7 separate regions of the Mus musculus genome follow, and regions 1, 2, 3, 4, 6 and 7 are each linked to region 5. Evidence: chromatin loops called from intact Hi-C (ENCODE). Cell type or tissue: heart. All regions are shown on one strand. Region 1 holds the start of Gm34372 (a long non-coding RNA gene). Region 2 overlaps Gm39793 (a long non-coding RNA gene). Region 3 has its middle 10 kb from the start of Gm39792. Region 4 holds the start of Mvb12b (multivesicular body subunit 12B). Region 5 overlaps Mvb12b (multivesicular body subunit 12B). Region 6 overlaps Mvb12b (multivesicular body subunit 12B). Region 7 overlaps Gm13404 (a long non-coding RNA gene).

Region 1 (4,000 bases), 820 kb after region 5:
ATTTCTGAGTTCAAGGCCAGCCTGGTCTACAGAGTGAGTTCTAGGACAGCCAGGGCTATACAGAGAAACCCTGTCTCAATAAATAAATAAATAAATAAATAAATAAATAAATAAATAAATAAATAAATAAAATGGCTATTGATAAAGGGAGGGAAACATGGGTCCCCAGCCCCTCCCATCAAACCCTCTCAGGTCTCCCAGCTTCGGCCCCCAGCCAGGCTGGTGGTTACAGTTGCTCCCAAGGAGCTCAACTTAAAAGACCCAGAGAATGGAGCTAGATCCAGTACATTCGGATCCAGTACACCCAGCAGGACCAAGACCAGGCTCCCAGCAAATGGGATTAGGCCGCTCCCCTAATCATGAGAATTTTGTCAGCTGGACAGCAAAGGCCAGAAACCTGGAATGACCATGGGGAGCAAGGACCCCTCTTCAGCCCTGGCCTGAGCCACCTTCCTTGCCAGGGTCCTGCCCCTCCCTGCGCCACCAGCCCAGGCCAGATCTCACCCCGCTTGGATTTACTCTTTCTTTGTCATCTATAGCAAGACAAGAGTGACCAGGTCAACTACAATTGTGTACGTCACCCTCCCACGGCCACACTCTCAGAGCTTTAGGTCAGGGCCATGGGTCCTCCATCTTCCCGCATCTGGGTCTGAATTTCCCGGATGTAGCTGCAGATACAGCGGCCCCAAGCTGTGATGACAGCCACTCCACGGAGGGTCCAGTCCTCCCAGGACTTGGTGCTGCCTGTGGGGTGGCAATGGGGTTCCTGGGGACAGGACTAAATGCTGAATAGGCCCTGAAAATGGGGAGGACCTTGAAATGTCAGCTCACACAAGCTGGCCCTTTCTAAGTACTAGACCCAGCAAAGGATTGGGACCCCCACTCTCTCTGTCCTGAGCCTCAAAATATGTGATATTCAGGGGCCTCCTTCAAAGTCAAGAAACTGAGGCTGGAGGGATGACTCAGTGGTTAAGAGCACTGACTGCTCTTCCAGGGGGTCCTGAGTTCAATTCCCAAGCAACCACATGGTGGCTCACAACCATCTGTAATGGGATCAGAAACCCACTTCTTCCCAGTACACTCTTCTGCTGTGTCTGAAGACAGCTTCAGTGTCTTTTTTTAAAAGAAGGGAAAAAAAAAAAGTCAAGAAACCCGGTACAGAATCTGGTCTGTGCCCCTACCCACTCTGCCTCAGGCAGGGTCAGGGGTCCCAGAATAACCTTGCTCAGCCAGTGTAGGACAAGCCGCTGCTGGGAGCTGAGGCCCAGCTGGGTTCCAGCGAGTCCTGGGTGGGTTCTGAGCATGGGGTCTGGATTTAAAAGCTGCTTAGGTGTGGAAAGAGACTAGGGGCACCATGGACAAACTGAGAAACAGGTATGGGAGAGTGCTTGGGCAGAAGGAGGGGACACAGGCACCTCATGTCACCAGTGGCTCCAGCTTTGGTGGCCAGAGGATCTGCCATCACAAGCCTCCTGCACCCAGCCCCTGCCTGCTCTTAATCTTGCCCCAGTGCCTAAGTGGGCGACCCTTGCTCTTGGGGACTGCACCCTCTGTATGACTTGGCTTAATTATCCTAGTGAGCCCCCACCTGGAGGCTCCCACTGGTCCCCTTAGCAGATGAGGTCTGTGGACTTTAGAGCCCTTGAACTGGGGTGACCTCATAGGCCCTCTTGGGCTTGTGACAGTCACTTCTAACCTCGCTCCCCCTCCCCACCTCTCTCTCTCTCTCTCTCTCTCTCTCTCTCTCTCTCTCTCTCTCACACACACACACACACACACACACACACACACACACACACACACACATATACACATGGACACATTACTCGCAGGGGCTGAGACCTTTGCCCTTACAGACAACAGCAGGGCGGGGCACAGGGGGGAGGCAGTGAAGCCACAGCCTGCAGCTCGGCGCGGGAACAAAGGAAGCACGGGGCGGTGGCCCTGCGTCCCACGCACGTCCCCAGCACCCACGCTCACGCGTGTGGGACATATGCACCCAGGGTACCGGGGCTCGCCACGCGGGTGGGGACCCCGACTCCGGCACACCGCCCCAACGCTAGTGTGGTCCGCCTTTAACACCAAGGCCCTGGAGTGGCAGTTGCAGGGAAAAGGAGTCAGCTCCAGGGTTCTCCCCTACATCCAGTGCCCGCCTGGGGCTGGCTCTGGCAGACCTGAACGCAACCCTTAGTGCCCCAAACTGACTCGCGGTGTTGGCGGACTCAGATGACAGGGATGGCCATGCGGGCGAGGAACAGCCAGGACCGAACCGCGAGGGAGGCACAATTGCAGCCCTGTGGCGCCACCTACGGCCCAGACTAACTCGCAAGCTTTCTGCCAGGCCGGCTCGATACAACTTCTGACATGTGGATTCCAGGTACCACCACCCAGGTTCTGTCTTCCTCTTCCAACTCCTACCAAACCCTCCTCTTCCTGCAACTGTACCCCACATTTAGCCCCACCCCAGAATTTCTCAAAAAGCATATCAGAAAAAGCTCCAGAAACATCAGTCCCGGGGGGGGGGGGGGGGGGGCTTTGTTCTGACAGGGTTCAGTTTCCTCGTGTTCTCCCATCTGTCTGTCCCTGCTGCACCCAGAAGTAACATGGCTCCCAAGGGTGAACACTCTTGGTCAGGAGGCATGGGAGGGCAGAACTGGACAGCCCTGAATTGAGCAGCACCTGAGCTAGGCCAGGCCTCTCAGTCCTCATGACCCATGACCCATGCTGAGTACCTGAAGACCAGTCTACACTGGGCTCTGAGGAGACCATGTGACATGACACCCGTACTCCCGCCATGACAAGTAAGCTCTGGCTGCAACTCCGCCCCCAAAAGAGGGTCATTCTCATGGTTTAGAGCCTCCAAGTGGTAGCCCAGAGTCTAGGCTACACATAAGTCTACACACTAGAGTCTAGGCCCAAGGGATCCTCACCACGGGAAATAAGCATTAGCTCGTGGAGTATGGTAAGGGGCACAGCAATACAGCAAGGGGCAAACCCAGAGCTCGATGTTACGACCTTGGTTCAACCAGGACTTTGGGGAGTTCAGAGGAGAGATCACTGCTGAAAGGCTTCCCTGGAATTCACGGAGAGATGATAGCAGTAGGCTTTGAATTTAGGAGTTTGCCCAAGGGAAAAATCTCACCAGAAAGTGTGGGCTTGTGGGAAACAGGAGCTTAGCCAATGTCATGTGCAACTTGAGAGTGAAGAGTGTAGATCTGAGCACTAGGCAGGCCATGGTTCAAGTCCAGGCCCTGCTGTGTCACCTCCAAAAGACCTAAGCATGTCAAATGAGAGTGACCCTACTTGGTTAGCACACTGTAGAGCTAACTAACCACTCCTGAGGAAAATAGGGGAGCAAATGTGACGGTGACATTCTGGGGTGGTCATGAGAGGTCACCCTGAATGTCACTCTGAGGACTATAAGGCTGGGGAAGGCTCCCCTGCTCCAAGGCCTCTCACTGGGGCCAGGCTTTAGGCCTTACCTTCTCTGGCCAACCTCGGCCAGGGTTATGACCCCCACCCCTAATCCGAGGCCCTGCTTCCACACTAGGTTGACATGGAAGAGCCGCCACCCTTCCCCCACGCTGCACAATCCCCCCCCCCCCACACACACACACTGTGCAGTCCCTGCCACAGAGAAAGGACGGTGGCACTACCATAATTTCTATTTCCTTCTAAATAGAAGCTCCCAGATCTGCTCCCACAGAACCAATTAAAGCACCTGCCGGGACCCAGCTTTGTCAGCAAATTACTTCCAGGCTCCATGGCTCAGGAATAAATCTCAGGCCGATGAAGGGGCCGGGATGAGGCGACGAACTGGAGGCCCCGGAGCAGGGAGGAGGTACATTCTCTCTAGTCCAGGCACCCCAACAGCACACGTCCAGCCTGGGTCACTCCCCCCACTGCTGCCGGAACAATCATTCCCTACGCGTGGGACACCTGTGCCCAGTAGACCAGGATGAAAATGACCCCACCTCCCGGACGTGGCCTGGGAGTCTCC
Region 2 (4,000 bases), 140 kb after region 5:
TTTTTAAAGCTCATTATATTTTGTATTACAGAGCTAAAGCACATTCATTATACAAAATACAACGAACAAAATGTGGAGGATGTAAAATGGGCACCACCCCACTCACCAGAAACTATCACTGTTAATAGTTTGGAACTTAAGCTGGTTTTTAGTAACCCTGTGAAGTGTGTGTGTGTGTGTGTGTGTGTGTGTGTGTGTGTGTGTGTGTGAAGGAGAAAGAGAAAGAGACAGAGAGAGCGAGAGCAAGAGCGAGCACAGGGATCAGTGTTGGGTATTCTCAATCTCTCTCCTTGTTACTTCTTGAGGCAGGGTCTCCCTCCAACCTGGAGCTCATTGATTGTTGATTCTGCTGGGGTGGCTGACCAGTGAGCTGCAAGGACCCTCCTGTCTCCTGCACCAACCCCAGCCTTAGGACACAGACTGTGTCTAGCATATTTTCAGTGAGCCCCAAGGTCTGAGTACCAGGCTCGCCTAGCTCACATACTTTACCCACTGAGCCCTCTGCCCAGGCCTTATTCTACCTTTATAAAGAAACCCTTTATACTTTATGGTGTTTAGTGAAGACATCTTCATATCTTAGATATTTTCTGGCAGAAGTTCTGGTTCCAAGTCACATGGACATTGGTGCATCCTTAAATATTCTGGAATCAAATGCAACACTGCTGCTTGGATGGATTCTTCTAGAAAGAACTCGGAGCTTTATGTTTTTCTTCTTAAATTGTGTGTGTGTATTTCTCTCTCTCTCTCTGTGTGTGTGTGTGTGTGTGTGTGTGTGTGTGTGTGTGTGTGTGTGTATCTGTGTATGTCTCTCTGTGTGTGCGTGTGTCTGTATCAGGGGGATGTGAAACCTGTGAAGGAAAAAGTAGGATAGAGAGGGAGGTGCTACAGGCTCCTGGGACTCCTCGAAGAGCTCTGATCTACCCTACAAAGCATTAGATCTAAGATGACTTCCGGAACACCAGTGAGACAGCAAGAGGAGGAACTCAGGCTGCTTCCTTTATCTTCACGGAAGTCCTAACGAGTGCCGATGCCCACCGTCCTCCCACTCCTTCTGAGTTAACCTATCAGGCAGGGTTTTCATTGAGTCATGGTGATTGTGTGATGAGATATGATTGGCTGAGGATTTAGGCTTTGAGGATTTTTGGCATTGGCTTGAACACTGTATATATAAGCTTATGCGCTTCGCAGTCAACTCAGATCTGCACCCTGATGCTGGTGTCCAGAGTTTGATTTTCTGGGATTCATCACATGACTCTCTCGCCTCTCACCACCGTCTCTATCCTTGGTCCTGTTCCTGCATGTTTGTATGCGTGTGTGTACCCGTGCCTTTGCTTGTACACATGCGTGTGTCTGTGTGGTGTTATATGCATGTGAGTACAGGCACCCGCGGTGGCCAGAAGGGGGCTCTAGATCCTCTGGAGCTGGAGTTACAGGCAATCGAGATCCACCTAATGTAGGTGCTCAGAACTCTGGTGATGCCGAACATTAGCATCCAGCTGGTCTCTGCAGTCCATATCCAGAGCTTTTTTTTAGGGAGACTCCGAAGTGGCCCATTCCAAAGCAAGACTAAGAAAGAGTTATATTTTCCACAAAAAGGCTTCATTGAACCTAACTCATGTACCACACAGTTTGCTCGGCTCACCAATGCATTTAATCTGTCTCATGCTGTGGGCAGTGGCCAGTCTCATTAAGGACTGAGGAAATGGCTCAGTTGATGGACTGCTTGCTACATAAGTTCTCTCTCTCTCTTTCCCCCTCCACCTCCCCACTCCCCCGTGTTTGTGTACAGGCACATGTGGTGGTCAGAGGGCAACCTTGGATATCCACATACTCTTTCCATTTTGTTTGAAACAGTCTCTTCCCTTGCTTCTGTTGACTGCAGGCTAGCTGGCCTGCAATCTTTCAGTGACTCTCCTGCTTCTGTGTCCCATGCGACTGACTACAGGAGAGTGATCTTACAGACCCTTTCTCCCTCACCTGACCTTTACCCAAGTTGTGGGGATTTGAACTTGGGTCCTCCTGCTTGTGTGGCAAGTGCTTTCCCCGCTGAGCCATCTCCCAGCCCTGCTTTAGAGTTGAGGCAGAGCTGTTGCATGCTGCCCCCTGCTGGTTGTTGTTCCTGAACTTCTCATTTTTCAAGAATGCCATTAAAGAGCCATTCTGTGATGTGCAGAATCACAGAACCTGTTTGTGGTTTCTTGGATACAGCTTTTGAAGTCTACACGTTCCCCGATGCCCCGGTGACATTCCAGTAACCTTCAGCCCTGCGACTGCATATCTCTCCTCTCCCTCATTGGCATGCTACCTCTGTGGGCTTTTAGTCTGTTCTCTGAACCTTCTCCACAAGCACATACACTTTTGCATCATTTTCTTAGAACCACTTCACATGTCTTGTTATTTGGTGTTATTCTTCCAGACTTCTCAGAACTCAAAAGAAATTGAGCCTGGAGAGATGGCTCAGCAGATAAGGATGTAACCAGAAGACCCAAGTTTGATCCCTAGAGCCCGTGAGAAGGTGGGAGAGAACTGACTCCTGCAAGCTGTCCTCTAACCTCTACACATGTCTGCACACATGCACGCACACATGCACGCAGAATAAACACATGAGTGATAACTGGTTTCCTAGTTCAATTTGTCCATTTTAAATGGAACCCTGGACTGCTGATTTTTATTTAACAACACTGTTGCCATTTGAGTGGGGTCTCATTACTTTGTAAATTAATTCAATATGAGTCTTTCTACCTGAGAATACAAAGTAACTTTTTACAATCATTCTCTGTGCTTTATCATTAGATATTTACTCTTAGAATAAAATACTTGGTGGGGCAGTGTCTGTGTGCGTGTGTCTCTGTGTGTGTCTGTGTGTGTGTCTATGTGTGTGTTGCAGTCATTCTCTGCGAGCATCTATTATTAGACATTTATTCTTAGAATAAAATACTTGGTGTGTATATGTTTGTGTGTGTGTGTGTCTGTCTGTGTGTGTGTGTATATACACTTGATCTTTTAATGTAGTTAGTAGTCTATCATGCTCTTGAACAATTTTATAGTTTATAAAAGTTGGGTCCTTTTGTATCACAGCTGGACAGTCATGTCATCTGCAGATAAAGATGATTTAACACCCCCACCTTTTAATTTTTATTCCCATAATGTCTTTCTTTAATTACACTGGTGATTTCTTCCAGAACAATGCTAAATACTAGTACACTGGACTAATATTGGACATTTTTTGTTTTATTCTGACTTTAATGGGAATGCTTTTAGTGTGTTTCCCATTAAGCACTAAGCATAAATTATTTTTTTACTAATAAAAATATCAACCAAACATCAACCCAGCTTGTGGAAAGAGATGAATCTATTTCATATGCTAAAGAAATAACTATCCCTTCCTGTTTTATTAAATGCTTTAAAAATTAAGAATAGTTATTGAATTGTGTCAAATGTCTTCTCAGGGCTTGTGGAAATGTCCTCAGATCATTCTCTTTAGACCTATTAAGGTGATGAATTATATTAATAGATATTTCCCCCTGGCTTTTTATTGTGAAATTTTTCAAGTATGCATCAGTGGTGAAAGAAGGTAAAGGTGGGTGGGGTCTACCTCCTGGCTGTGTTCTGTAGGACAGACGGCTGTGCTGGCTTATGCTTCGGCTCATCCTTGTGTCTTAGAATCTATGTGAATAACCTTTCCTGTGATATACAGGAGGTTTCTCCCCACACAGTGGCTTTTTCCCCCCTTGGACTGTTAATACTGCAGTGTTGTGTATGTATGTGCCCGATTGCCTGTATGTGCATTGATGTGCAGTATCCTCAGACTGAAAGAGACAGTAGAGTATCCCCTGGAGTTTAAGTGGTTGGAGGGGGGCACTATGTGGATGCTGGGGAATGAACCACAAAGCCATCTCTTTAGCCCCTTATTTGCTGTTTGAATTTGGTCTACTATATATTTGTAAATGTATATGGTATAAATTTGTATGTGTGGACTGTCTTGGTCAAAACCCAAGAT
Region 3 (4,000 bases), 97 kb after region 5:
CTCGCAACGCCAACGTCTATGTCTCCCTTGTGCTCTGTGTTCAGAGTGAGCTAAGCTTGGCAGCCTGAGCTTTGTCGCTTTGTTTTTCTTCCAGGATCCATACCAGAACTTATTTTGGGGGGTGGGGGTGGGGGGTCTGGAACATGTTGTTTCAATAGGAAAAGGGATGTGGCAAGCACAGCCTGGCTCTCACAGTCGCCATTTACTGAGACATGCCACTTCCAGTCACATTTCATTGGCCAAAAATAGTTTGTGGGGTTAACATTGACTTTACAGGACTGGGGCAAGAGTGACTGACAGCATCATCTAGGGGGCTCTGTTCTTTTGGCCATTTCTGTCTCCTAGGTATAGAACATGCTCGTCTTTAGGCAAACAATCCAATGTTCTAATCAGCTACTAGTCAGGCTCATGCTTAAAGTTCACCACTTCGTATAATGAATGGGATGCCCTTATCAGAGAAGAGAGCGCTTGAGTTCTCAATTTCTCTTTATGCTTTTCTCTGACTCTCTGTTTCTCTGTCTTTGTCTCTCTCTGTCTGTCTCTGTCTCTCTCTCTGTTTCTCTCTGTGCCTCTGTCTCTGTGTCTCTCTCTGTCTCTGTGTGTCTCTGTCTCTGTCTCTCTCTCTCTGTATAACATGCACGTGTGTATCCTTGCACGTGGAAGCCAGAGGTCAGCCTCAGGCATTGTTCTGCTGGAGTGGTTCACCTTATTTGTTTAGTGAAAGAGATATTTGAGTTATTCAAGTCTGAGCTTGGCCACATGGGCTAGAGATTGTGCCGCTCACAGAAGGGCATCCCCCATTTTCAAAACATCAAACTGTCTCTGGGTTTTCCAGGGACCATAGATGGAAGATCCCCATATATGGGATTCTGTGTTCCCCTGTAGAGAAGTACTTTAAAGGATTTATAGGACAAAAACTTGACTTGATGATGATGATGATGAATGTCTTAATTCTCCTTTGAGTCGCCCGGTGTGTCCCTGCTAACACAGGAACATGGATAATCCCACAGTTCCTGCATCTCCTCACAGTGCCACTCCATCTGGGGTGATGAGCTCACAGATGGAGTCTCCTTACAGTGAATCCTCAACTCTCTATGGCCCCTAGCATCAGCCAAGATAACTCACAGCTGGAATGGGGCAGGAAGGAGTCCACGTTGGTTTTTGAGTCTGGTCTGTCTTTGGACTTGGGGCTCACCCTTTAGGTTAGGCTGGCTAGCCAGTGAGCTTTGGGAATCTGTCTCTACCTCAGTTCAAAGTACTATGAGGCAAAGTGACTTAAGTGTTGTTCACAGGCCTGCTGTACCGTGGTAAATGAGACTGCATAGTTAGGAGAGGCGCATGGAAGCTGCTGCCCTGTAGAGAGGCTGAGATAGTATGGATTTCATCAGCTCCTTCTCCTGGGTAAAGGAACTTCCCTTGATTTAGCCAGCTGCTTCCTTCTTCCCAGGAAAGGGAGGGCCCAGTCTAATGTTTCCTATTGTTTCCATTGTGTCTAAGGCAGAACCACGTAGAAATTCGTCTGGGGGCTGGAAATTGCTGAACACTAGCAATTTCCCACTGGCCAGTTCAGAAGCTGAGCAGGTGTCTCAGCATTTTCTTCTATCTTTAAAACACAGGAGCTCTCAGATTCCTGACCTCACACAAGTCCCAGCACCCACGGAGAAGCGCACAACTTCCTGCAGCTTTAGCTCTCGGGGAATCTGATGCCCTCTTCTGGCCTCTATCGGTACTGCACACATGTACAGACTGTATAAGTCAGGTCCATGCACTACATATTAAATAAAGAAAACAGAGGCCCAAGGGTAGCCTTAAGTCTTGAGAAATCAGAATATCTGTTTGTATTAGTAAGGGGAACATTGTGAATGGTAAGACATTCTATCACATGTTATCATTCAATTCACTTTTTTTTTTGTAATAGTCTCTATTTCAAGGGTAAGGAAATCATATTCACAGAGGCTAAGTTCCTATCCCCAAATCACACATCCAGTATATTCTAGTGACAAGACAAATCTAAACCACTTATACTTCCTCCTCGATCTGGGATGGAAGTAGGGGGTCATCCCAGGCTATGGGTGTGAGAGGCTGGCTCTCTCTGAACCTATTAACAAGCCTTTCTCATAGTTCCTCAGTCCCAGGAGAGGCCATCTGACTGGCCTGCCAGGGGTCATAGGTTACGAGCCCCACTATGATTGGCTCCAGTGGGGTCATATATTCTTTTCTGGTCAAATGACTCAGACGGGGGTGATGCAATAACACAATGTGGCTTCAGAGGCAGCAGAAGTGTCTGGGGGAATGGCTTTCCCCCCATAAATAACTTTGCCTGGAATTATTGAGTTCAAGCCTTGTGTAGTCATTATGTAGCATCAAGAGCTCTTTGTTACACATACTAAGTGCATTTGACCCTCACAACCCTGTGAAACCATCTCTAGCCTCACTGTGAAGAAAAGGCTCAGAGACTACGGGAGCAGCCCTGTCTCACATCTTACGTCTCTCAACTGGTTCTCTTGCAAGAAAACTGTACTGTGAAGGCTGGGGTACCTTCTCTCAAAGCCTCCCCTTGCTGATCTCTCTGCTCTCTCCTGCTTATCGGAACAGAACCCTGTGGCCTCGTGCTGTCTGAGGGTCATGAGCCATTAATTCACACACACACACACACACACACACACACACGCTCACCTCCATTCGTTCAGTGTATAGTTCCCAAGTACCTGGTTCTGTACACCACTGAGACCCCACTTTCCTGTGCTTTATTGTCCAGTGGGGAAGACAGACATTAAACAGATAATGACACTAATAATTATTTCATTGCGATTGTTAGAGATGTTATGAAGAAGTCCAAGGGGGCTCCGAGCATTTATGACCAGAGAAGTGACTCAGGAGTGTGTGTGTTGGGGGGGGGGGGGGGGAGACGGGACCAATACCACCAGGAAGGCAGTGTTAACTGGAGTTCTGGAAGGGTAGTGAAAATAGAAACTGACCGGAGGAATAGGAAGGCAGAAAACAGTGCTGACAGCAATAACAAGATTTGGAGGCTCAGACAACTTGGTCCAGGAAGCCTGGACCAGGGAGACAAAGCTTAGGAGGGGTTCCACAATCTGATTCTGCCCTTCAGGCAACTCCGCCTGCATCCATGCTTCCGGCCCAGGCTGTCTTATGGAGGCACAGCACGGGCTGGAGCAAGGGGTTTGGGGGCAGTTGTCTCTGCAGAGGCAGCAGCTGCAAGCAGCCGCTATTCTCTGGCCGTTCTCTGGCTCCCAGGTCAGGAGGAGGGAGGCAGCAGAGGACGCGCCTAGCACGATTTTTATATATGTGTGGCCATAATATTTAAGTGTCTTGGCTGTAAGCCTGAGACTAGGTCCCCCGACAGCCAGGCCTTGCTCCACACGCTCTAACAGCTGTCTGTAAAACCCGTTTATGGAGTCGCCATAAATTTCCCAGATGCTGCAAACCACAGGACCTGGGACAAAGAGTCGTAGGGAGGGAGGCGTGGGAGAAAATGGTGGCCTCTGCATCTCTCCCAGCTTGTCCTCTGGGTCCCCTAGCCTGCCCCCTGCCCACCTGGGGCCGCCTTACCCTAAATTCTTTTATTGAAGCTGATCTGAACACTGACCCCGTGGGGCCTGGCTGGGCAATCCAGCTCAGCACGGATGCCGGCGCTCTCAAGATTGCGGCAAAAGGTGCCGTAAATCAGAACTAAGTGTCATGATAGTGATTTGAACTGACACTGTTCTCACCTTGTCCATTTACCGGGAAATATATAACAGGAATAGATTGAGCCTGTCATATTGTACCTGAAAAATACAGCTGTTGGGGAGGAGAGGCAGGTGGCACCACGGCAGGGTCCCAGCGGGCAGTGGGGTGCTTAGCGGTGGAGGAGGAGGTGGGGGTGGGGGGTTTGTCAGCATTCCATTGGACTGAAAGCTTGCTCTCCAAGTCAGGGCACAATGGCCTGACCAGCCTCCCAGGTAGCCATGCCCCACTTGTTACAGAAACCCACCTA
Region 4 (4,000 bases), 65 kb after region 5:
CCAGAGAGGAAGCAGTTCACTACAGGCACCCTACCACCCCATATCCCCAACTGGCAAAGAAGGCTCCCGCCATCCGCAGACCGTAACCAGCGTCCTCAGCTCAACCACATCCAGCCATGCAGTCATTTGTCATCTTCCTTGTGCCAACTGTACTCCACACTTCCCACACTCAACCCCAGCACCATCATCATGTGGCTGTGTGGTGAGGCTGATGCTCTTTGGAACACTTCTAACCGGCCACGGCAGAGGGACCCAAGCCACTGGCTTCTGATCCTGTGAAGCAGATCTGCCGTGAAATGGGCAGAAATTCAGTTTTGGGGTTCTCCCTTGCTCCTTAAGCCCTGGGAGGCTTCCAGCCACTGTTTTCACATGGCCATGTGGTCTTATAACACACACACACACAAACTCAAGATATCCCTGAGTTCTTTTTCTGATGGGGCCTGAGCCCAGCAACAAATCATGTGAGCAGCAGGCCTGCTGAGTGCTGGATCCCGCTTAATTCCCATGAGGCCCTGTGCCTCTGGAAGGATCAAGGGCCTTCCTGATTGATGATGCTTATGGCATAAGTATTATTTGTAAGCCACTTTCTACAATTAAGAAAATGGGGATTCAAGAAAGGGATAGTGCTTTATTAGGGTCACTTGAGGTCTAAAGTGTGCGATAGAACTCAACCCAAGCCCTCAAAATCAAGCCACGTTTACTATAGCATAGCTTTTGATTCCCCCAAGATGGCCTTTCTTATGCCTACAAAGAAGCACTCAAAAAACAAACTAAAGAAGCAAACCTCTTTACCAAAATGCCTAACAGTAGTTGCTGACCGGGCTGGGCAATGTAGCTCAATGGTAGAGCTCACCCACATGCACAAGTTTGATGCTAAGTCCTAGAAAGAACTGCTTTTACTCATAAATTCACCACAGTAAGGCGGGCACTACGTTACAGTGTCCTGAAACACTTCGTTTATATCCCACCATGACCCTATAATAGATATCTTTAGTCTACATGACAAAAAAAATGGAGACTCAGAAGGCTTCATTCATTTCACAAGCCACACACTGTGAGTAGAAAAGCCAGACACAGGCTAGGGTTTCGTCCTTAAACTCAATTAACTTAACTTTAATAATATTCTAGAGTAGTCTAGGTCTACCAATACAGGCACGACAAAGGTCTTTAGCCTGTAACAGGGACATAAATACCAGAGGAGGGAATGGGCGATGTAAACAAGAAAGGGTGATTTTATATTCAATGACCCAGCTGACACTCTGTCAGTCAATCTCCCGGGTCCCTATAGTAGCCGTAATTCTCAGAGAGACCCCGTTAAATATGAGTGTGGTACAAGTTCTCAAAGCACCCCCAAACGATTTCCCAGCTGGCAAGAAAGATGACACCATCCCCGGTAACTAACCTCTTGTCTGCTTGGAGTTTTTCAGTTAGTATAGGTTTCTATAGGGCTTATCTTCTAACTTTCCCAAGGCAGCTGATAAGATTCGCCAGCCCTGTTAAAGGGAGATAGGATCCAACCAGCTGTCGGGAAACATAGGCGATTACCCCAACAAGGCATCACCAGAGACAAAGGCCCTGAAAGAGGAGCCTTGCCTGCTGTCTGCCAATGTGGCTGAAATCCAGGCGCTCTGGGTCTCCCGTGGGGGCAGGGAGTAGGGGCTATGGCCATTTGCCTTGGGCCTGCCTTGTCTTGCTGAACAGGTCGTTGGGGTCAGGGGACAGAAGAAACAGGCTGATAATTTAGGGACAGCTGTGTGCTAAAGACAAAGAAAACAAAGATGCTCCTGGCTCTACCTTATTCACTGTGTCTGTCTCTGAGGATGTGGTCCCTGGTGCGGTGCTAATCAGTCCCTTGGGCTTCACTTGCCCTGGCTGGAGTCATTGCAAGGGGAGGCTAATCAACATGCCCACCACGCTTCCTGGATGGCTGGTCACCTTGCAGACAGGTGCCCTACAGTTCGGGTGCCCCCAGGTAATGATGTCTGAGGGTCAGGTGCGCGCTCATCCGCACCCACGTGACAGCTGAGAGCCGGACCCCAGGCCAGGCGAGTCAAGGGAACTGTCCCCAGCGTGTGCCCCGGTGGAGATCGTCGCCCCTCACCTGGCTCCACCCTCGGAGCGCTGCTGCGACTCGAGTCCCCAGCTCGCTCCCGCCGCAAGGCCGAGCCGGAGCCCCCCGAGAGCCTGCGGCACCGCGCCGGGCGGAGGCCGCCCTCACGGGGCCTGTCCCCACGCGGGGCTGGGCGAGCCGCCCGCAGGCCTGGGCCCGGCCGGCTCCTCCCGTGCCCGCCCGTCCCCGCCCGTCTTCCCGCGCGGGCCTCACTTAACTGTTCCCCGCTGGGGCGGCGGCGGCTGCGGCGGCGGCGGGTCCCGGCTCCGTCTGACGCAGAAGCAGCTTCTCATCGCCCGGGCGGCGCGGGAGGAGCCGGGCCCGGGGCCCAGGCGGCTGCAGCCGGCGCCGCAGCTCGAGCGCAGCCTCCCCGGGAGCGGCGGCGGCGAGGGGCGGGGCGCGGCCTGGCGGCGGCAGCGACGGCGGCGGCGGCAGCAGCGGCTCGGGCCGGGGCCGGGGCGGGAGGGGCGTGCAGCCTGCGGCGGAGCCCGGGAGCGCACCGCCCTGTGGCCCCCGGTGCCCTCGGTCCCCGCCCCCAGTCGGCCTCCGCTCGGCTCTGCTAGGCCTCGCCGTCCCCCTCGTCCACCGCTCAGCCCAGCTGTAGGTCCCTGCAAGACGCTCTGACACCCAGGCCTGCAGGCCCGGAGTGGCCCTTTGCAGAGACGCCTTCCCACCTGTCCCTTGTAGGCTTGACTGCACCCCGGGGCGATCCCCTCTGCTCTGCCCACAATCCGGCTAACCTAATGCGGTGCAGCCGGGCCTCAGACTGACCCCACTCTCAGAGCAGGTCTCAGCTTGCCCCTCTTGCTGGGCAAATGATTTACCCACAGAGGCCTGGGGGCAAGCCTTGAGGAGGGATCTAGTGTAGCATGCCTGCCCTTGCAGTGCCTGGGGAAAGGTACAGAAGTCAGGAAGAAATGGAGCAGGACCCTCAGGCTGTAAGAAAAGGAGGCATCAGCAGCCTTTGATCCCTGAACCACCTGCCCCTACACAGCCAGGCCTGCAGGCCCTGGAGGGGACATGTGCTAAACGGGATATTTAAAACAGAGGATCACACGGTAGCCGGCTTGGATTTGCTCAGGCATCGGGACTCATAGTCACACATCCTGTGCTTTTCCAAAATAGTCAGCTCCTGAAGCAAATGGTGCCAAGCAGGCTGTCAAGGAAAAGATCCCGTGGGGACAATTCTCAAATGTGTGCATACAATCCAGGTACTTGTGTCACTCAGAAACACCACTGATCCAAATGGGTTTATAACAAGTCCAAACGCACCATAAGGAAACAGACAATCTGTGTTCTTAACTGGTACAGAGCCCAGCACAGTGGTGCTCCATTTAATTCCAGCCCTTGGGATGCAGAGGCAGGCAGATCTCTGTGAGTTCAACACCAACCTGGTCTACATAGTGAGTTGCCCGAAAGCCACAGAGGATTTGAAAAGAGACCTTGTCTCCAACAAAAACTTGCTACAGGCAAAAGAAAAAAAAAACATATTTCCAGGTTTATCATAACCCTGATATCAAGATCTAACAGAGATAACACCACCAAGAACTCAAGTGCAGAGTTCCAATCCCTAGAGACCTGAATATATGTGATTTTATGAAGAATGCTTGCTGTCTAACAAAGTAAGTGTTGTGTGACACCCATCTGTCCACCTTTGGGAGACTCTATGGACACTTCTGGGAAGTCCCATAGTAAGACAAGACAAACAAAAGCCTGGTTCATTTGTTTAGGCAGCCATTTCCCAGAATCATCTGGGCCAAGAAAACCGCTCTCCCCAAAGCCTACCCGTTAACTACCCATGATGAGAATCAACACCATATCTGACTGTACTGGTTGGTTTGTGTGTCAACTCGACACGGCTGGAGTTATCACAGAGAAAGGAGCTTCAGT
Region 5 (4,000 bases):
TGGTTTATCACCACACACATACACAGAGACACACAGACACAAGCACACAGACATAGAGACATACAAACACAGAGACACACACACACACAGATACATACAGACACGGAGACATACACACACAGAGACACACAAACACACACAGACGTACAGAGACACAAACACACAGACAGAGACATACAAACACAGACAGACACAGAGACACACTCAAACACACATATACACACATAGACACGGGCATACACAAATATACAGACACAAACAGATACACACACACACACCTGCACGCACCCACCCTCTGGGCCAGGTCTCCTGATTTGGCCCTATACTGTAGGCCACGTGACCTTAGAGAGGTCCTATTTGTACCACTGCCTCCTACTTCCTGGTTCCCATGGTGCTGTGGCTATGGAGTTCTATCTACAGGATTAATCCTATCCTCTGGCACATCCACTCTCCCTAGTGACTGTGTCATCTGTGGGTTTGGTAAGCACAACTCTGACTCTTATCAGGCTTCTGATTCTACTGCTCAGCAAGCTGGGGTCAGCAGCCCACCAAGCAACACAGGCACATCCATTCAAGCACTCGGGGCTCCTGGCACTCTCAGCCATGGATTCCCGAGGCTTTACAAACCTGAGTTCAGGCAGCTGCAGAAGCTCTCCATTCCAGCAGAGTCACACATGGAGTCCCCATGTATGAGAGGGCATGGGGTGCTCTGTTGTCACACGGAGTCCCCATATGTGAGAGGGCATGGGGGTACTCTGTTGTCACATGTGAGTCCCCATGTGTGAGGGCATGGGGTGCTCTGTTGGAAGACCATTCCATTATTGGTACACGTGCTCTGAGGTGGCAGCCCTGAGCAGAACAGACCCCCTCTTTCAAGGTTGGCCCAGTTGGCTGAGGCCAGCCCAGAGATGGGTAGGGAGATAAATTATGCCCTCAGCCCTTAGGCACCCCATCCTACTGGATACTGTGTGCAACACTAGTGGGTCGGGGATGGATGCTCACTGCCTGGAGGGAGACACAGGTTCCAGGTCCAGGACAAACCAGAGACCTAAGCAGAGTGGGTGAAACTAGGGCTCACTGGACAGAGGGTGAGTTCTGTCAAGACACTTATGTGGCTTCTGACACAAACTCCACTGAACTCAATATCTAATTTGCCGACATCACCAATGAGCATCCTGCCTACCCAGAGATCTCTGTGCAGGAAGGCAAGGGGGAGGGCTCTAGATCAACTTTTACCATGAATACCTTTGCAGCAGTGGAGAGGCCCAGGTGGGAACTGCCTGCTCCTGGGAAAGATGACAAAGGTGACGGCCTGTCACCTGTGAAAAGGTCAGCCAATGCCCCTTTTGTCTAAAGTAAAGTTAGAAATGACAGCTCTCCAGAAAGCTGCTGGGAATGCCTAAATCCAAGCGTTGGCAGAGAACATGTCCTTTGCTTTTGAAACTGACTCCCAGGCTCCTGCCTGCCACCACCTCATCTCCCTCTTGCCTGTGGCTCCCACCCAGCGTGCCTCCTGCCTCCTCCTAGCTGGCCAGTAGAGGGCACCCCATCACCACGCTCCTGGCAGTTACGCTTTGGTGCTTAGATCAGGTGTCCCCACACAAAGACCAGGAAAGTGTTCTGATGTTTGCGGTTTAACGCTCCATGGGAAATTTACGAAATTGCTATATATGCGATGATGTCACCTACATAAAAGTACACAGGGGAAAGAGCTTGAAGGAAATGTAACAAAAGGTTATAAGACTTTCCTCACTGGAAATGGGCTTTGTTTGCCCATTATTTTCTATATTCTGCCAATTTCCCTCAAGCACTCACTGCTCTGTGATAGGGATGGGGAGTCATCTGGAGGGGAAGAACATGGGGTCCTCACTGCTGAAAAGCATGTGTTTTACACTTCACATGTGCGGGGACAGTGAAACCGAGGACTGCTCAGCCAGTGTGAGAGGGGCTCCCCAAGTGACCTGAGCAAGGCAGCCCAGTGGTGGGAGGGGCGGGGGAGGGGTGGGCAAGGCTCAGAATAAGACAGGAATAGGGTGTGTGTGTGTGTGTGTGTGTGTGTGTGTGTGGGTGCTGGGTACCCATCTGACTTAACTCTGGGGCCTGGAGCTGGGAGACAGGTCACCGAGTGGGGGAGGGCATGGTAGTGGGGTGCAGCCTATGGGGGAGAGCAGGGACTTCATGTCACCTTAAAGCCGGCACTCCTTACAGAGTCTCTTACAGCATCTTATAGCATCTTGAAGAAAAAAAGTAAAAAAATCCACACTCAACCCTTCCTTACTTTAATAGAAAATTCAAGTAACTACTGATTCTTTTCTTAAAAAAAAAAACAAAGAATCTGAATAGGAAAAGGATAAAATTCAAGCCAACCCACAAAAGATAAAAACACGAAACCCAGATGACTTAAGAGGCTCCCACAGCATGTGCCGGGCCTGTAAATCAACACCCACCACAGAGGAGCTGGAGACACAGCACCATTTGCATACAGGGGGATCCTCCTGAAAGCCAAAGCCGGCTGACTTAACTCAGCCAAATTAGAATACATTTTATATTGACTATTTTGACATTTGTTTTATTTGGCAAGTAAACAGAACTGATCCAATTTCCTTGCAGCCATTGTAAACCATAAACTGCACCCAGGTCATAAAATACGTAAGTATTATGAGCACTCTGTTGGATTGTGCCACCTTCCAACCCCACCAGCTCCCAGAGTCCTGCTGTGACAGTAGGTGACCTGGCTCTCCTGTGACAGGCAAGCTCAGGACAAGTACCCTCCCTGTCTCCTCCAGGATAGTAAGAGCCCTGTACTTTTAAGGTTTCTGTCAACTCAACATAAGCTAGGGTCAAAAGGAAAGGAAAGAGCCTCAGCTGAGAAAATGCCTCCATCAGATTGGCAAGTGCGGGACGGCCCAGGTCTGTGGGATGGTGCCACCCCTGGGCAGGTGGTCCCGAGTGCTCCAAGGAAGCGGGCTGAGCAAGCCATGGAAAAAGAACACTCCTTCATGGTCCCTGCTTCAGTTTCTGCTCTGTCGTCTTTCAATAATAGACTGTGACTGGGATGTATAAGCCAAATAAACTGTCTTCTCCGGGTTGCTTTTGGTCCATGTTTTTCCACAGCAATTGAAAACAAATTAGAATGGCTTTATTCCATGTGACAGGAATTAGCACCTGCCTGAGGTGATGCCCATTTCTGGGCTCTCCTAGACCACATGTCTTGGGGGAGCTGGCTCTATTTATTCAAGGCAGTTGAGCCCTAAAGGCTCAGTAGTCTCTGCAGCTGACCATGGGCACCAGAGCCTGAGCTGACCCCGCCCAGCACAGATGAGGACCTGAAATGATGCTGGCAGAAGTTATGGTGACCCCCTGACCAATGGCCCAGGACAGAGCCATGATAGCATCACCAGTCAGTGAGGAAGGAAGATGTGCCCACCCCGCGTCATGCCAGCCCCACACTCCTGAGCAGAGACAGACTCAACTGGTCACCTTTAAACACTGCTCCTGGTGCGGGAGGCCTGCACAGAGTCCAAAAGACAGAGTCTTTTGGTCTGGGGTCACCACAGTAGCCTCTCCCCAGAGTGGATGCTCAGCCTGGAGGGACAACTTGCATTGGGCAGAGCAACCTATTGAAGAGAGCTGCTCCATGGGGTGGGGGAGGGGCTGGCTTGGCACCCATTCTGTCCTGCTAAAGAAAGACACCCACCTCTTCCTATGGACAGCTCTTCAATGTGGTCTCATATCACCTCAACCCTCAGCGAACCATCTGCCATCCCTCCTTCCATTCATTTCTGCAGTCTCTCAGACTTAATTCAAGAGTGCTGTCCCTATCAGCTTCCCCAGGGACGCCCTGTTTCTTACTTGTGGGAGTCTTTCCTCAACTGCTGCTTGCAGAGTTCAGACACGTTACCCCACCAGCGCCAGTGCAGTCAGCTGCAGAGTGGCCTCCCTGGAATTAACTATTATTATAATTGAATGTAATGTTCTGGAAACTCACTTCTGTTTAAGG
Region 6 (4,000 bases), 49 kb after region 5:
AGCTGCCTCTCCCCAGATTAGCTAGTCTTAGAGACAGGAAGTGACTTCCCTTCCAGCACACTTCTGAAAAACCAACCAACAAACACTATTCCATATTCTCATCTACCTTGTTCCTGTAAGCTTTCTGTTGCTGTAATAAAACACCGACCAAAAGCAATGTGTGGAGGAAAGGGTTTTTCCCACATTACACTTCTAGGAGCAGCCCATCATCCAGGGAAGCCAAGGCAGGAGCTGGAAAGGAACCTGGAGGCAGAATTTAAAGCAAAGACCGAGGACGATGCAGCTTCCTGGCTTGCTCTCCATGGCTCACTCAGAGTTTCTAATACAACTCAGGTCTGCCTGCCCCAGGATGGCATCTCCCACAGTGGACTGGGCCCTCCCACATCAATTATTAATCAAGAAAATGCCCCACAAGAGGCTCAATAAAATGTAGCTGATAGATGTGGCACAGCAGTTAAGAGCACTAGAGACTGCTCTTCTACAGGACTCCAGGTTCAATTCCTAGCCAGCACCAACATCGTGGTTTATAACCATTTGTAACTCCAGTTCCAGGGGGTCTGACACCACTTTCTGGCTTCCTAGTGTTCAGACTGGCATGCAGGCAAAATACCCAAACATATAAAGTAAACAGAGAAAGAGAGAGAGAGAGAGAGAGAGAGAGAGAGAAAGGCAGGCAGGCTGACTGGTGAAAAGGCTCAGTGGTTAAGAGCACTTACTGATGTTGCAATGATCTTACAGAGGATCCAAGATTCACTTCCCAGCGCCCACATGCAACATGCTCACAGCCACCTGTAACCCAGGATGCCCTCAGCTGACACCTGCACTCACGGGGTGTATGTAAATTCCTTCAGTCTCATCCATATACATACATATAAAAACAATAAATCAATCCTAAAGAAAAAGGAAATGCCCCTCAAACACGCCCACAGGTTAATCTGATGGAGACAACGCCTCAATTGTGGTTCCCTCTTCCTAAGTGACTCTGGCATATGCCAAGGTGACAAAAACAAACCAGCACATAATCGGGCATCAGGCTCCTGCCATCCAAGACACCAGACAGCTGACAAGCAGGCAGTACGCCTGTGGCCCAGAGCCCCAGCCGTTTCCACTAGATGGGCTGAAGTCTGCTTGCCCTGAAGTCTGCTTGTCCTACCTCTGCCTTGCCCTGCACGCAGAAGCTGTACGGAAAGCTCATGGCCACACTGCCCTGCTCTGCAGGCTCCTGTCGCCCTGACACTTCCCCACCTGGCCCTGTCCAGCAGCAGGACAGTAGGACAGCAGGACATACTGTTCCTCTTGGGAACCATCTTTCCAAGAGCAATCTCATGATCCACCCATCCACTGGCCGGAAATCATCTGATTAAACCTGGAGTCCTGGTTCAGACCATGGTGGTGTTTTCAGACACTACCACAGGGGTCAAAGCACACACTGCACCTTGTCACTTGATCTTAGATAAGGAGTAAGCGTGCTTGCATATTTCTTAAAGTGCATATAAATCCATAATCACTCAAAACAAACCCTACATTTTAAAAAAGAACAATTAACTTCTCTGCCAATTCAAATAATTGAGGCTTTATCTTTCACAAGGCTGCAAGCGTGAGCCAGCCCCTTCTGTGAGCAGCAGGAAGTATCAAGACGCTGTCCTGTCCATTGTCTAATTGAGCTTTGGTCACTGTCTGCACGGCTGGGGTCAGGAGGCCAAGGAGAAGACAGCTTCTCCTGGCAGGCGCGCAGGAAACCACTGTTTCTGACAGAACTTCCTGAAGCTGGCTTGCTGGCCTCACTGCACTCAGTACAACAAGTGCCAAGAGTCCTCCTCTCAAGGCAAGTCTGTCTCCAGACAGTTCACAGAAACTTTCCAGATTCAAGCTGCAGGAAGCCAGGGCTCAAGGCTGGTCGTAAAACCACTTTCCACATTTTCAGTAAATCTTGGTTTAATGTATTTTCTATCAAAACAAAAAAGAGCAACACCTGGTTCCTTTATCAAAACAAACTTGGCTCTGAAAAGCAAAGCGCCTGTGAGGAGGGGGTTGTGAGGTATGGGGACCTCCAAGTTCCGTTACTCTGCTCAGAAGCAGTTCCTTGCCATCAGTGCTGCCCCGAGGGGACCGGGGGCCCATAGAAGCCCACGGGGACAAGTTACTCCTTACCTTTCCCCTGCTGCAGTGTGAGACCTTAGATCCATCTGAGGTCTCCTGTCCTCTGCCTATGAGGAACAAGGGCCTACTACCACAATGTGGCCTTTCTCGAGACCTGAGTAACCGTTCTGTCACACTGGAGTGATGACTGTGTCGCATGTGTCCCACAGGCTTTGGACACGAGCTCGCTATCTTCCTCCAGAGGGCTTTAATTCTTTTTGAGCATGACGGGAATCTGCAAGCTCCCTTTACCCTGCTTTTCAGCACTGTTCAGGTAGCTTTGTGAGGGGATTATTTATTTATTTTTGTTTTCTTTCTTCTCCTGCTTTGGTGCATGACAACTGGCTACTCATTTGCAGGTTTCCAATTTTAAACCTGTGTGTCCTTTTGATCCCTCAACCCAACCCACTGCCCGGAGAGGAGCCGGTTTGTCTCAGTGTTCCCGCAGCACCCTATAGCTGATGCTTCAAACACTGGCAGCTCCAATGACTCTGGAGCCGCCTGGGAGACTTCTGGTATCTATAAATTATGCAGGACCAGCAGTTTTGAAGAAATGTCTTGTTGCCTAATTAATTTCAACACTCTTGAAAGGAAGGGAGATGAAAAGAGGTGGGGAAAGGAAAGGAGGGGGGTAGCTCACATGCTGCCCATGGAGGCCACATGGAAGTCGGAGGCCACCACCAACGCTTGCTTCCCAGCACACAGCAGAAGGAAGGAGCGAGAGCCAAACAATGGAAATTGCCCATCTCTTCTGACCGCTGTTGGACAACACCTCCTCTGCCCTCCCAGCCTGACTTCACTACACAGGCCCTGTACCATCTCAACCTGGAATCGTCCCCATTTGCACCGAGGCTAGCCAGTCACTTGCCCATCTTTACGTCAGGGAATGGCTGCTCCCGACACCATATCAGGTCCGGCGGCCACCTCCCCCACCTCTGTCCACACTTAGCCCCCCACTGCCACCTCCCCTCTCCCACCTGTCCACACTCAGCCCTCCACTGCCACCTCCCCTCCCCCACCTATTCACACTCAGCCTCCCACTGCCACCTCCCCTCCCCCACCTGTGTCCACACTCAGCCCTCCAGGGCCACTTCCTCTTCACTCTTCTACCACAGAGCTGGTGTTTGTGTTTGCTACTTTGTGGGTTCTTCCTTCTTCCACCACTTTCCCACTCTTTCAACCCCTGAACATTAGGAGAGAGACAGAGGGGAAAGGGGGCAACCTTACCTTTAGACTACTCTCTACTGATTAGGAGTGTCGAGTTCCTTGGGGCAAGTTTGATCTTCACTGTCAGGATATCTAACTTCTTGTTTCTTCTTTGTGCGTGACTACTTAACAAACCACAACCAACTACTAACCAACAATTAACAACCCAAACCCACCTCAAGGGGACCTAGCATTTATATACCCTCTGAAAAGTCACACACTATCAGAAACTATCTGTAACTGGCAAAATCACACCTCTGCTACAGCACGAGGCAAATCATAGTCAGCTGCTATGGACAGTCTGAAGCAGCGTCATATCCCACATCTGGGATTAAAATAAAAACATATTCCTACTTCTGTGTTTTTTAAAGAAACCAAAATCCTCACTATACTTCCAGCCTAGCAGTCTTGCTTCTGAGCCTTTTCTGAGACCCACCCCAATCTCTGAGAGTGGGGACATCAGTCTGACACTCCAGACCCTAGGCATGTGTCTGAAAGACAGACATGGGAGGCTGTTCTCAGGAGTCTGCAGAAATGGAGTCAATGTAGTGAGACAGTTAGCAAATGATTTCCAGTGTCCTAGTCCAAGATGCTTCCCCAGTCCAATGCACCTTTGGCATTTTTAACTTGAAGCTGCATCAGTACCTAGAAAGAT
Region 7 (4,000 bases), 150 kb after region 5:
AACCTATAAAGCACACTTTCTTTAAAAAGAAAGCCAAAAAAATCATCTTACAGTAATATATTTTTGTTTGTCTTGTTTTTGAGACAGGTTTCATGTAGCCCGGATGGGTCTCAAACTTACTATATAGCTAAAGATAACCTTGAACTTCTGATCCTCCTGTCTTCAGCTCCCAGGTATTGTGATTACAGGCAGGCACCTTTACCCCTTTTTCAATAGGTTCTAGGGATCAAACCTGGGGCTTCATGGTTATTGGGGAAACAGTTTACCAACTGAGCCCCAGCCCCAGCCATGATGAGTAAGTTTTTGATGTTGTGGCTTATGTCTTCCTGGAAATTTTCATAGGCTTGAATGTAGTATGTACATGAGGCTTTTCCCCTTGATTCTAGAGTAATGGATTGCAAGGTGAACCCCAGGGTTAACTGCCAAGTTCCAAGGTGTATTAAACATCTATGTCCATGTACAGTGTGCATCCTAAAACACACACACCTATTAGGATCAAGGAAATATGGTATGGTTGAGAATATGGCCTCAGGCTGCTAACCCTGAGCCCCAAGTTCAACCCCAGAACTCATGGGAAAATCTGGATAATCTGGTAGGCATCTGCAATCCCAGAATGTCTATGGTGGGATAGAAAGTGCAGGCAAAAGAATCAGCCAGAAATTCTAAGGCCAGCCAGCTTCTGCAAGATGCCTTCAGAGGCTGCTGTGTAGTGTGCACGCTGGGTGCACAAAAGAGTGCATGGATTGGGAGGTATGTGAGGGCGTGTGTAACTATAGATAGATTCTGGAGGGGTCTGTGTGCATAGGTACGCATGCATGCTCAGTTTTCTGTATATAGCATCTGTGCCCCCACGGGTGTTTTTAATGGTGGTCTGTCTTTGTGTCTCTGAGTCTGTATAACTATATGAGCCTGGATCACTCAGTACAGCAGAAGTGGGAGAACCTGTTTCAACTTTGTAAGGGAACCAACTTCTAAACATCTGACTTACACACATGTGTGCACACCCACATTCACATGGACACCATGCACAGAGCAAGAAGGAAAGGAAAAAGGTGTAGGGGGAAGTATATATTACAGAATGAGAATCTATGAGTTCTATAGTTAGAAGGGGAGTTGTTTTATCTTAGGATCTGAGACCTTGCTGTGTTGTGCCAGATAACCTTGAACCCCTGTGCTCAAAAGATCTCCTGCTGCAGTTTCCCAGTAGCTGAGCTTATAAGTGCCAGGCTCATGAACACTGCCTTGGGGTCTTTGTTTAACAAAGCTTATCCATAATTCCACATCAATAAATGAACAGTACTACTGTTGGTTTTAGTGGCTGCATAGTACTCCATAAAACTGATCTCTCATGGTGAAGTTGTCCCCAGCTATTGTGCACGGGTCACCAGCCTGGAGCACAGGGACCCTGGGAATCATTGGTGAGCAATCATTTCTCAGTAACTGCCGTTACTGTGAGCCTGAAGTCATGTGACTCTGCCACTGTGCACTTGGCCTGGGCTTTTCAAAGCTCCCAATTTGGTGTTTCAGGCCCAGCCTGCATGGTCCAGGTCCCCCATCCTTTCATCTTCGCATACCCTCTGCTGGTTGGTTCTTGGCTCTAGGCACACTTTGATCTTCACATGCAAACCTTTTCTCACCTCAGCGCCTTTGCATGTGCTACTCAGACACCCTCTCCAGGAAGCCTTCTATGGTGAATCCCTCCTCGAGCGAGGCTCCACTGGCCTTTCTTAGGACACATGACATACTTATCATTAGGGTAAATCAGGAAATTGCCAGCACTCAAGTTCTGAAGTTATGCTGTAGGCAATTTCTGAGGGTTGACTACTACAGACCCGAGGTTCCATCCCTTCCATTGAGCGGTGGCATTTTAGGACAGGGACCTATCTGCAGTGCTCATTGTGGCATTATCCCAGCACTGTACCTGAGCACAGACTGCCTCACCTGTCAATATAATGAGTAAATGAATAGTGAGGTTCAGAGTGAATTTGAGGCTTTAAATGCCTTAGCATAGTCTAGGCTAGCATGGGGGTGGGGTGGGGGTCACCCACCTTCCACTTGGCACTAATCACTGGGAGCAGAAACACGGACCAAGGCGGGTTGAGGCTGGGTGTACACCCTAGTCACTGTGGCTCCAAGGCTATACCCAGTCTCACTTTGAAATGGCCCAGCAACAGCTGGGTTCCTCTAGATAGAGAGCAGAGGCCAAGTACATGGGGAGAGGCCTGGGTGCTGCCTCTTACCAGTCTCTTCCCCCTCCTCCTCCACCACCACCACCAACCTGGTGGTTCAGGCTTGTAGCTGGTGCACTGTGCACTTATGGCCACAAGGTGGCAGTGTTGGCACCACCTGGGCTCTGGGAGGCACAGGGCAGCCAGCTCCTGCAAGATGCCTTCTGAGGCTGCTGTGCAGTGTGCATGCTGGGTGCACAAAAGAGTGCATGAGTTGGGAGGTATGTGAGGGAGCGTGTAACTATAGATAGTAGATTCTGCAGGGGTCTGTGTGCATAGGTATGCATGCATGCTTAGTTTTCTGTATGTAGCGTCTGTGCCCCCATGGGTGTTTTTAATGGTGGTCTGTCTTTGTGTCTCTGAATCTGTATAACTATATGATCTAAGAACGTTCAGGGGAGACAGTGTTTGTATGTAAAAGCATTGTGGTTCTGATGTGCACCTGTAGGGTAAGTGGTTCTGTGAGAGAGGAGAGGACAGCTTGAGGCTGTGTTAACATCAAGGCCAGGGACTCTTGGGGCTCTCTTTCCCCCTGCCTAGGACCTTCTCCTCCATACATAGCTGTTCTAATTCTGACCCTCAGAGCCTGGAGCTGGGGCCTCACTGGTTGCACCCCACTTCAGATGCTGCGTTTCAACCTCCCCTACGTCTTTCTCTGAGCCTCCTTCCTCCAGCCATGGAGACTGTGGCAACAGAGCTTCACCTAAGGCACTCTGAGTACACATAGTAGGCTGACAGCCTTCAGATGGCATGCAGCGGGCACTCTGAGTACACATAGTAGGCTGACAGCCTTTAGATGGCATGCAGCAGGGACCACCCCAGCTCCTCACTGAGAAAAGTCACTCTTATCACTAGGGTCCTGGGTCCTCTAGTCCCTCAGAGCTGATGTCAGTGTGTTCTATCTTCACTTAGTGGTGCCCAAGACAGAGTTCTGCCTGTCCCCCCAGGGGACTAGGTCTTAGATTCGGTGTCCCAGGCTTTGGGAAGACCTGGGGATGCCACTAGCTCCTTCTCTTGGTCCCATCTCTTATCCTGTGCAGGCAGATCACAGTTCCCTTCCAGCTTTCTCCCTCCCCCTGCCAGGCGAGGGCCCAGAGTGGCATGTCTGGCTATGTCTAGCCACCCTTCCCCCCATGGTTATTAATGATTGGGTATTAGGCAAGCGGCACTATCGATTCTGGCGCGGGCAGCTCCAGGTCGGGGTAATTTATGGAAACACCGGTGTCCCTGGTGATAAATAATGAGGTGATCGTGAGGATGGGTCACTAGTGAGTGACTTCCACCTTATACCCTGTCCACTAACACACCAGCTCATAAATGGAGGAAAGGGGGAGAGGCCCAGTAAGCTGGAAAGACAAAGGATGCTTTGGTGATGTGCGCCTCCAGAGGACAAGGGGAAGCAGAGACATGGCTCTGTGGGGTCCAGGCGGGCGGCGGGAGCTGGTGGGAAAGGGAAGAGAAATACAAAGAAGGCAGAGTGGAAAGACTGGGGAAGAGAAACAGTGGGGGCAGGAGACACGGAGGAAAACATGGGGTGGGAGAGGAATGAGAGACAAACAGGGCAAAGGAGAGGGGGACGGAAGAGGCCCGAGGCTGCACAGGGTGAGGACAGCAAGGGCAGAAACAAAGAGGGAAGACGAGCAATTAAGGCCAGCCACTCCTCGAGAGGACTGTACACAGGGTCGGTGCTGTGGTCTAACTGTGAATGCCCCGAGACACCCGGACTGTGTACCCTCCAGGCAGGCTTTGGATCCCACCTCTCTCCTGGGCCC

The links. Peaks named below come from ENCODE experiments on the same cell type or tissue, not always from the same donor. Only the 100,000 strongest peaks of a DNase experiment are listed, where the experiment ranks them.
Region 1: a loop joins it to region 5, with 4 times the contacts of the local background. A loop is called at or near these places in 14 of 42 quality-filtered maps.
Region 2: a loop joins it to region 5, with 7 times the contacts of the local background. A loop is called at or near these places in 28 of 42 quality-filtered maps.
Region 3: a loop joins it to region 5, with 6 times the contacts of the local background. A loop is called at or near these places in 15 of 42 quality-filtered maps.
Region 4: a loop joins it to region 5, with 2.5 times the contacts of the local background. A loop is called at or near these places in 7 of 42 quality-filtered maps.
Region 6: a loop joins it to region 5, with 2.1 times the contacts of the local background. A loop is called at or near these places in 7 of 42 quality-filtered maps.
Region 7: it touches region 5 in a loop (4-fold over the local background); 16 of 42 quality-filtered maps call a loop at or near these places.

The regions. Positions count from the first base shown.
Region 1 is chr2:34,637,188-34,641,187 of GRCm38, forward strand. Gm34372 (a long non-coding RNA gene) reads left to right here and starts at 1,880. Exons shown (of 3, transcript XR_003954033.1): 1 at 1,880-2,377. In heart, a CTCF peak has its summit at 2,314 (motif pointing left); a DNase peak (open chromatin) is centred at 2,284; H3K4me3 peaks cover 684 bases; H3K27ac peaks cover 732 bases.
Region 2 is chr2:33,955,861-33,959,860 of GRCm38, forward strand. All of the region lies in intron 1 of Gm39793 (a long non-coding RNA gene), which reads right to left. The region is part of intron 2 of Gm13404 (a long non-coding RNA gene); the gene reads left to right. Among named protein-coding and RNA genes, the nearest start is that of Gm39793, 4.7 kb to the right of the region's middle. In heart, a CTCF peak has its summit at 2,088 (motif pointing left); no DNase peak of the experiment used is centred here; H3K27me3 peaks cover 296 bases.
Region 3 is chr2:33,916,843-33,920,842 of GRCm38, forward strand. No RefSeq gene overlaps it. Among named protein-coding and RNA genes, the nearest start is that of Gm39792, 10 kb to the left of the region's middle. In heart, a CTCF peak has its summit at 1,722 (motif pointing left); a DNase peak (open chromatin) is centred at 2,159; H3K4me3 peaks cover 910 bases; H3K27ac peaks cover 950 bases; H3K27me3 peaks cover 1,243 bases.
Region 4 is chr2:33,884,992-33,888,991 of GRCm38, forward strand. It overlaps Mvb12b (multivesicular body subunit 12B), which reads right to left and starts at 2,955. Exons shown (of 10, transcript NM_175184.4): 1 at 2,329-2,955. The coding sequence starts at 2,403. In heart, no CTCF peak of the experiment used is centred here; DNase peaks (open chromatin) are centred at 480, 2,080, 2,130, 2,300 and 1 weaker place; H3K4me3 peaks cover 2,101 bases; H3K27ac peaks cover 1,996 bases.
Region 5 is chr2:33,820,293-33,824,292 of GRCm38, forward strand. The region is part of intron 6 of Mvb12b (multivesicular body subunit 12B); the gene reads right to left. Among named protein-coding and RNA genes, the nearest start is that of Nron, 16 kb to the left of the region's middle. In heart, no CTCF peak of the experiment used is centred here; a DNase peak (open chromatin) is centred at 1,519; H3K27ac peaks cover 446 bases; H3K27me3 peaks cover 1,043 bases.
Region 6 is chr2:33,868,810-33,872,809 of GRCm38, forward strand. All of the region lies in intron 2 of Mvb12b (multivesicular body subunit 12B), which reads right to left. Among named protein-coding and RNA genes, the nearest start is that of Mvb12b, 17 kb to the right of the region's middle. In heart, no CTCF peak of the experiment used is centred here; a DNase peak (open chromatin) is centred at 1,732; H3K27ac peaks cover 2,119 bases.
Region 7 is chr2:33,971,269-33,975,268 of GRCm38, forward strand. All of the region lies in intron 3 of Gm13404 (a long non-coding RNA gene), which reads left to right. Among named protein-coding and RNA genes, the nearest start is that of Gm39793, 11 kb to the left of the region's middle. In heart, no CTCF peak of the experiment used is centred here; a DNase peak (open chromatin) is centred at 2,323; H3K27me3 peaks cover 731 bases.